Linked DNA regions of Homo sapiens: region 1 is linked to region 2. The links are chromatin contacts, found by Hi-C or POLR2A ChIA-PET in ENCODE. All regions are on one chromosome and are shown on one strand. The core of a region is the stretch at or near the end of the contact, and the rest is flanking DNA. Distances in the headings are between cores, read along the strand shown. Region 1 overlaps CLMP (CXADR like cell adhesion molecule). Region 2 overlaps CLMP (CXADR like cell adhesion molecule).

Region 1 (4,233 bases), core at 492-2,991, 35 kb before region 2:
TGGGAGGCCAAAGCAAGAGGATCACTTGAGGCCAGGAGTTCGAGACCAGCCTAGGGAACATAGCAAGACCCCCATCTCTACAAAAAAAGAAAGAAAAAGAAAATTATAGATAAAAGCGGACACTTGTTGTTAAACTAAAAATAACAACCAAAAAAATATAACAGGGCTGTTCTCTGTAGGCCAATTCCAATAATATTTACCTAGAAGTTTCCTTCTCCTAACTCTCCCATCAAATGAATCGCTCTCTCCTCACTGCTCCTTTTCTCTTTCCCTTGCAGTCTAACCCTGAGTAATGAGTTCATTCCCACCCAATCATCCAGAGCTCGTTCCTGCCTTTCTCCTTTGCATTTTCCCTCCATTTGTCTCTCATGTCTCATTTCCTGCACTGATTTTCATCATTTATGGGTCGCCATCTCCTCTGAGCTGCCACAGCATTAGAGGTAGTGTCAATTTTGTGCTGTCTTAAAGTATTTGCTAATTTTTTCACATGCCTTACAACTACACTGGATGCTACATGAGGACAGGAGTCAGGAATTGTGTATGGATTGTGTCTATTCTCACATTTTCCACAAAATCCCTGTACAATGCTGTACATAATACATGGTCTCATTGCGGGTTCCCTGATTGACACAGGAACTAATGGTGAAGGAAATCTGCCTGTGTGTACGCCGCACTTCCTCATGGGACTCGCCACCAATTTCTCATGTACAAAAACCTTGGCCAGGCACAGTGGGATTACCCCTGTAATCCCAGCACTTTGGGAGGCTGAGGTGGGCAGATCACTTGAGGCCAGCAGTTCAAGACCAGCCTAGCCAACATGGTGAAGCACTGTCTCTACAAAAATTCAAAAATTAGCCAGTGTGGTGGCACATGCCTGTAATCCCAGCTACTTGGGAGGCTGATCCACGAGAATGGCTTGAACCCGGGAGGTGGAGGCTGCAGTGAGCCAAGATCACACCACTGCACTCCAACCTGAGTGACAGAGCAAGACTCTGTCTTAAAAAAAAAAAAAAAAAAGGAAAGAAAGAAAGAAAGAAAAGAAAAAAATCTTCAGATCTCTGCTAGAATTCTGCAGAGTTCACGTGCCTGGAAGGGTCACAGCTGGGCAATATGATACGCCCAGAAAAGCTGATTCCTGGACTAGAAACCAGAGTGGCTTAGTGGCTTTTAAAGACCACAGAGAAAGCGAAAGATTTAAACAAATATTTTTCCTAAGAAGGCCTCGGTGTCTGGTAGGGTTTCCAAGCTGCAAACACAGCAAAAGGGATGAGGGTGCAAGAACGAGTTATTTTGAGCAGAGCAGGCCTTCGTTTCTATTGGACATGAAGGCTTCATCCTGAGCATTTGTGTACTTCTTTAATTTGTTCCGAAAGCCTTGATTCATTTCCCTTAGTCTGAACCAAAATAGCTTAAATACAACATGCCTGGTGAGTAGAAAGAAAGGAAGAAGGAAAGGAGGGAAGACAGGGAGGAAGAGAGGGGGAAAGTAAGAAAAACACAAGACATGAAAACAAAATCCCACACACGTTTTCTCTTTGGGTTTCATAGGTCAAAATTAGCAAAATGAGTGGCAATTTCCTCATTCCTGATGAAACTTGCTTTCACGTTTCTCTGCTACCTTTTTCCCAGATAAGGTTCTCGGGATAAGAGAGAGCCTATTGGGAAATAAAAGCTTTTTCTCCTTTTCTATCATGCTGAGCAGAGGGTGTCGCAACAGAAAAGCTTTCCAGTAGGAGTGTGGCCACCGTGTATCCCACATGAGCTTCCTGAGTACACGGACAAGCTGTTCTGTTTCCCGGAGGACTGTCCTATCTGTCCCAGGGTTAGAGAGCCAATATCACAGTCAGTATCGCAGTCGACAGACACAACCCTGCCAATGATGACTGTCTGTTGAACAGGGGAAGTGGGAGGATAAAAAGCCACAGATCTAATTAAATATTTTGTTGCTTTCAAAAATGGAGCAGAGTACCTGGCACAGTGGCTCACGCCTGTAATCCCAGTACTAGGAAAGCTTGAGAGGGTCTCTTGAACCCAAGAGTTCAAGACCAGCCTGGGCAACATAGCAAGACCCTATCTCTAAAAAAATTAAAAAATAAAAACGGAGCAGAGAAAATGTCTATAGTCTAGAAGACAGTACCTGCCCCCTAAATCACTTACGGATATTTTAGGTAATGTGGTAGATTGAACACATGTATTTTTCTCTGTTTCCTCCCCAAAACCCACTAAAATGAAAGTAAAGGGCCAGACACAGTGGTTCCCAATCCCAGCACTTTGGGAGGCCGTAGGCAGGCGGATTGCTTGAGTCCAGGAGTTCAAGACTAGCCTGGCAACATGGCAAAACCCCATCTCTACAAAAAATACAAAAATTAGCCGGACGCAAGGGCACGTGCCTGTAGTCAGTACCAGCTACTCAGGTGGCTGAAAATGGGGAAGGAAATAAAGGTGAAAGAGAAATGTCAACAAATGTTTGGCTGATGAAAGCAGGTGGAAGAGAGGTAACTGACTTACCAAAACACAGTGGCTGAAACCCCAGTGGTTATAAGCCAGTTTATTAAAAGGCTCAAGGACTGGAATCTGTATAGGTATACTCCTGACCCACTAAACCCACCCAGCTCAGAGAACATTGGCAGCCATTACCCACCTCCCACTGACAGATATGTGATTTTAAAATTTTTCTCTGGCCAGGTGAGGTGGCTCACACCTGTAATCCCAGCACTTTGGGAGGCCAAGGCAGGCAGATCACTTGAGGCCAGGAATTCCAGACCAGCCTGGCCAACATGGTGAAACCCCGTCTCTACTAAAAATACAAAAATTAGATGGGCCTGGTGGCACATGCCTGTAGTCCCAGATACTCAGGAGGCTGAGGCAGGAGAATTGCTTGAACCTGGGAGGTGGAGATTGCAGTGACCCGAGATTGTGCCACTGCACTCTAGCCTGGACGACAGAACGAGACACCATCTCAAAAACAAAACAAAACAAAACAAAACAAAAACAAGAATTTTTCTCTGGAGTAATTCAACAGCTTCAGAAAAAAGGCCTACAGACACTGACGTTGGGAATCCCACAATCAAACAGCCTACAAAGAAGCCCACTGTACAAGTCCTGCTCATTCTCAGCATATCCAAACAGCTTTTTTTTTTTTTTTTTTTTGAGACGGAGTCTCGCTCTGTCGCCCAGGCTGGAGTGCAGTGGCGGGATCTTGGCTCACTGCAAGCTTCACCTCCAGATTCATGTCATTCTCCTGCCTCAGCCTCCCAAGTAGCTGGGACTACAGGCTCCTGCCACACCATGCCCAGCTAATTTTTTGTAGTTTTAGTAGAGAGGGGGTTTCACCATGTTACCAAGGATGGTCTCGATCTCCTGACCTCGTGATCCTCCCACCTCGGCCTCCCAAAGTGCTGGGATTACAAGCGTGAGCCACCGCGCCCGGCCCCAAACAGCTTTTTAGTATCTCTGAATATAACATGAGACGTTTGAGAAAAGTAAGAGAAAAGCGAATAGAAACAAAGACTATGCAAGGAACCCTGTGATTAATATCCTGAGAGACATAATGGAAGACACTGTATCCATCAAACAAGAATAGGATAATAATAACAACAATAATAGCAAAATTTATTGAACATTTACTATGTTTCAGACATGTATTAAAACTAACTCGATTCTCATAACATGCTTTAATAATCATCATTTAATCATCAAATAATTGAATACAATTATTTCCTCCATTTTATAGACAAGAAAACTAAGAGAGGATAAAGAACTTGCCCAAGCTTGTAGAACTAGAAAATAATTTTTCTGGTATTTGAATTGCTGATTTTAACAATTATCTTATAATGCCATCCAAGAGATCTCTTGACAAACTCTTGGAACAACTCAACCAAACAACATGAGAGAAAAGATCTAAAAAAAAATAGAGGATCAATCCAGGAGGTCCAACATCTGAAAGATGGGTGTATGAAAAAGAAGGGAAAATGACATGAATTATTTGTATTTTTATTTAGTATTACTTTTATATTTTTGTGGAGATGGGGTCTCACTGTGTTGCCCAGGTTGGTCTCAATCTCCTGGGCTCAAGCAATCCTTACACCTTTGCCTCCCAAAGCACTGGGATTAGAGGCTTGAGTCACTGAACTCAGCAGAATTATTTTTAAATAGTACAACAACATTTCCTGACATTTAAATGAGTCTTTAGATTAAAAGGCACATCAAAATAAGTGAATGGGAAAAAGTCTT
Region 2 (3,972 bases), core at 407-2,906:
TTACAGGCATGAGCCACTGCACCTGGTCATTTTGTTTTCTTTTAACATAGACTAGACAATATCAGAGCATACTGCACATATACTCATGAAACTTATGTTTCAGTATATATGTGTATGCTGTGTCATGAAGAAAAATGTGTTTCTTTTTTTTTTGACTGAAGTGCAGTGGCATGATCTCGGCTCACTGCAAACTTCGTCTCCTGGGCTCAAGCAATTCTCCTGCCTCAGCCACCTGAGTAGCTGGGACTACAGGCATGCGCCACCATGCCCGGCTAATTTTTGTAATTTTAGTAGAGATGGGGTTTCACCACGTTGGCCAAGCTCGTCTGGAACTCCTGGCTTCAAGTGATCTGCCTGCCTTGGCCTCCCAAAGTGCTGGGATTACAGGCATGAGCCCCGGGCGAGAAAAATGTATTTCTTAATGTGAGTCTGTTGAAAACAGTTTGAAAGTGCTTGCTGTACTGTTCTAGCGTCCAAAGCAGCCTGACTCTACTTTGGACCACAGCTACTAAGATTCTTCAAATTCAAATATATATTTCAAGACGAAGGCATCTCTGGATGCTAACCCAAATACTAAAATAAACAAGCAGCTGGGCGCCATGGCTCACGCCTGGAATCCCAGCACTTTGGGAAGCTAAGGCGGGTGGATCACCTGAGGTCAGGAGTTCGAGACCAGCCTGACCAACATGGTAAAACCCCGTCTCTACTAAAAATACAAAATTAGCTGGTGTGGTGGTGAATGCCTGTAATCCCGGCTACTTGAGAGGCTGAGACAGGAGAATCGCTTGAACCCAGGAGGCGGAGGTTGCAATGAGTGGAGATTACGCCACTGCACTCCAGCCTGGGCAACAAGAGTGAAACTCCATCTCAAAAATAAATAAATAAAATAAACAAGAAAGAAATTCCAAAGCTCTCAGGCCAAAAAGGTCACCCACCTGTCAAAGCCCACAAAACCCCAAAGTTCCTAAAAATTACCCAGTGCTTCACTGTCTTGTAGGTTTTGCCTCTCTTCATTCTCCTAGAAAGTACAAACTGACTTCATTGTAGGTGATTATGCATCTGGGGGAAATATGGACAAATCAGAAAGAAAGAGAAACATTAACAGAGCACCTAGTAAGTGTTCCAAGCTTACCTGCCTTATCTCCAGGTGTAAGGCCCCCTTACTTTCAGTCTTTGAATGGAGACAAACTCTACAGCTTCCAGTTTTTTCCTGTTGTGAACGCATTTCCTTCTTTTCCAACTATCCCAGCAATTTTGCATTACTAAGTCAGCTCTATCACCTGCCAAGAAACCTACCCTTCCAGCTGGGCATGGTGGCTCACACCTGTAATCCCAGCACTTTGGGAGGCCGAGGCGGGCAGATCACCTGAAGTCAGGAGTTCGAGACCAGCCTGACCAACGTGGAGAAACCCCATCTCTTCTAAAAATACAAAATTAGCTGGGCCTGGTGGCACATGCCTGTAATCCCAGCTACTCAGGAGGCTGAGGCAGGAGAATCACTTGAACCCGGGAGGCGGAGGTTGTGGTGAGCCAAGATCATGCCATTGCACCCCAGCCTGGGCAAAAAGAGTGAAACTCCGTCTCAAAGAAAAAAAAAAAAGAAACAAAACGAAACCTACCCTACAGAGTACAACAGGATGTGGGGCCAACAACACCCTACAAACATTTTTCTGTTTTGTTTTGTCTTGTTTTGAGGCAGAGTCTCACTCTGTCCCTAGGCTGGAGTGCAGTGGCATGATCTTGGCTCACTGGAACCTCTGCCTCCTGGGTTCCAGCGATTCTTCTGCCTCAGCCTCTTTAGTAGCTGGGACTACAGGCATATGCCACCACACCCAGCTAATTTTTGTATTTTTAGTAGAGACAGGGTTTCACCATATTGGCCAGGATGGTCTCGATCTCTTGACCTCGTGATCCACCCGCCTCGGCATCCCAAAGTACTGGGATTACAGGCATGAGCCACTGCACCGAGCCGCAAATATTTATTTATTTCATTTTATTTTTTTGAGACAGAATCTTGTTATGTTGCCCAGGCTGGAGTGCAGTGGCATAATCTCCACTCACTGCAATCTCTGCCTCCCAGGTTCAAGTGATTCTGCTGCCTCAGCCTCCTGAGTAGCTGGGTTTACAGGCGCACACCACCACACCTAGTTTTTTCTTTCTTTCTTTTTTTTTTTGAGACGGAGTTTCGCTCTTGTTGCTCAGACTGCAGTGCAATGCCGTGATCTTGGCTCATTGCAACCTCCGCCTCCCGGGTTCAAGCAATTCTCCTGCCTCAGCCTCCCGAGTAGCTGGGATTATAGGCATGCGCCATCACGCCCGGCTAATTTTGTATTTTTAGTAGAGACGGGGTTTCACCATGTTGGTCAGGCTGGTCTTGAACTCCCAACCTCAGGTGATCTGCCCACCTCGGCCTCCCAAAGGACTGGGATTATAGGCGTGAGCCACCACGTCAGGCCACCTGTCTAATTTTTGTATTTTTTAGTAGAGACAGGGTTTCACCATGTTGGCCAGGCTGGTCTCAAACTCCTGACTTCAAGTGATCTGCTTGCCTTGGCGTCCCAAAATGCTGGGATTACAGTTGTGAGCCACCGCACCCAGTTACATTTTTTTCTTTTTTTAAATTTTATTTGTTGAGACAGGGTCTCACTCTGTCACCCAGGCTGGAGTACAGTGGCGCAGTCTTGGCTCACTATAGCCTCAACCTCCTGGGCTCAAGCAAACCACCAGCCTTGGTCTCCCAAAGTGCTTGGATTACAGGCGTGAACCACCACGCATCTGGCCCCCACAAATATTTAGAACAAACAAGTACCACATCCAGGAGAAGGGCTGTGATCCTAGCTCTTCCCCATCTGTGCCTAAAGCAGAGGGCTTTCCCTTGAGTGCTAGGAACCCCATGGAATTATCTGCAAAATAATATGTGAGTTTTTTCTGGGTCAGAGTTCATAGGTTTTATCTGATTGAGAGAACCTTCTCAGGAAAGGCTCTGAAGAGCTGTGGAGCAACACGTGATCAAAGGCAGGGTTGAGGGCTTGAGTGAAACAATTTGGAACAGCTGCAGCTGAAATGTGCCTGGGAGATGCCCATATGCTTGCATGCCTTTTTTAGTGCCCTTCTGTGTAGCTGGAATGCTCCCTCCAGGCCTTTTCTCCTTGCCTCTCAAAGCCTAGCTCAAATGCCACCAACTTGTCTGGGACACTCTCCTTGATACTATTTCAAATAAATCATTTCTTTTTCTCTGTTTAATAGTCTTTCCTTGTTAATCTCACTTGATTATAAATCACTTGAACCAAAGAAGAGATTTGCCAGGCGCAGTGGCTCACACCTGTAATCCCAGCACTTTGGGAAGCCGAGGAGGGTGGATCACCTGAGGTCAGGACTTTGAGACCAGCCTGGCCAGAATGGTGAAACCCCATCTCTACTAAAATAAAAAATTAGGGCCAGGCGCAGTGGCTCACACCTGTAATCCCAGCACTTTGGGAGGCTGAGGCAGGCAGATCATCTGAGGTCAGGAGTTCAAGACCAGCCTGGCCAACATGGAGAAACCCCAGCTCTACTAAAAATACAAAAATGAGCGAGTCATGGTGGCATGCATCTGTAATCCCAGCTACTCAGGAGACTGAGGCAGAAGAATTGCTTGAACCCAGGAGACAGAGGTTGCAGTGAGCCAGGATCGCACCATTGTACTCCAGACCGGGCGACAAGAGTGAGACTCTATCTCAAAAAAAAAACAAAAAAAAAAAAACATAAAAAATTAGTTCGGCTTAGTGAAATAGGGCAAAGGAAGCAATCAGATATGCATTTATCTCATGTGTGCAGAGGGGTAACTGTGAGTTCTGTCTGTCCTTTGTCCACAAGCAGTCACCTTGTGGGCAAATTGTGCAGGAGTACTGTAAGCTTTTTTTTTTTTTTTTTTTTTATCTTTGTAGCTATCTTATTTCTTATTCAGGAATAGAATGGAAGGCAGGCCAGGCG

What was found. Hi-C counts contacts between places; a loop is a spot of excess contacts on that map. ChIA-PET counts read pairs that join two places held with the same protein, here RNA polymerase II (POLR2A). Pooled maps may share reads with other maps.
Region 1: POLR2A ChIA-PET joins it to region 2 with 12 read pairs in A549. The contact joins two enhancer-like sites. A Hi-C loop is called at or near these places in 2 of 168 maps with a recorded cell type or tissue (PC-3 and naive thymus-derived CD4-positive, alpha-beta T cell) and 4 of 50 pooled maps. POLR2A ChIA-PET finds 5 or more read pairs at or near these places in 6 of 52 experiments (A549, CD4-positive, alpha-beta T cell, HCT116 and 3 more).

The regions. Positions count from the first base shown.
Region 1 is chr11:123,120,044-123,124,276 of GRCh38, reverse strand. The region is part of intron 1 of CLMP (CXADR like cell adhesion molecule); the gene reads left to right. Among named protein-coding and RNA genes, the nearest start is that of HSPA8, 60 kb to the right of the region's middle. Within about 2 kb of position 1,741, at least 14 of the 41 ENCODE cell types and tissues checked have a DNase peak (open chromatin) inside an H3K27ac peak, as active enhancers do.
Region 2 is chr11:123,085,540-123,089,511 of GRCh38, reverse strand. The region is part of intron 2 of CLMP (CXADR like cell adhesion molecule); the gene reads left to right. Among named protein-coding and RNA genes, the nearest start is that of HSPA8, 25 kb to the right of the region's middle. Within about 2 kb of position 1,656, at least 3 of the 41 ENCODE cell types and tissues checked have a DNase peak (open chromatin) inside an H3K27ac peak, as active enhancers do.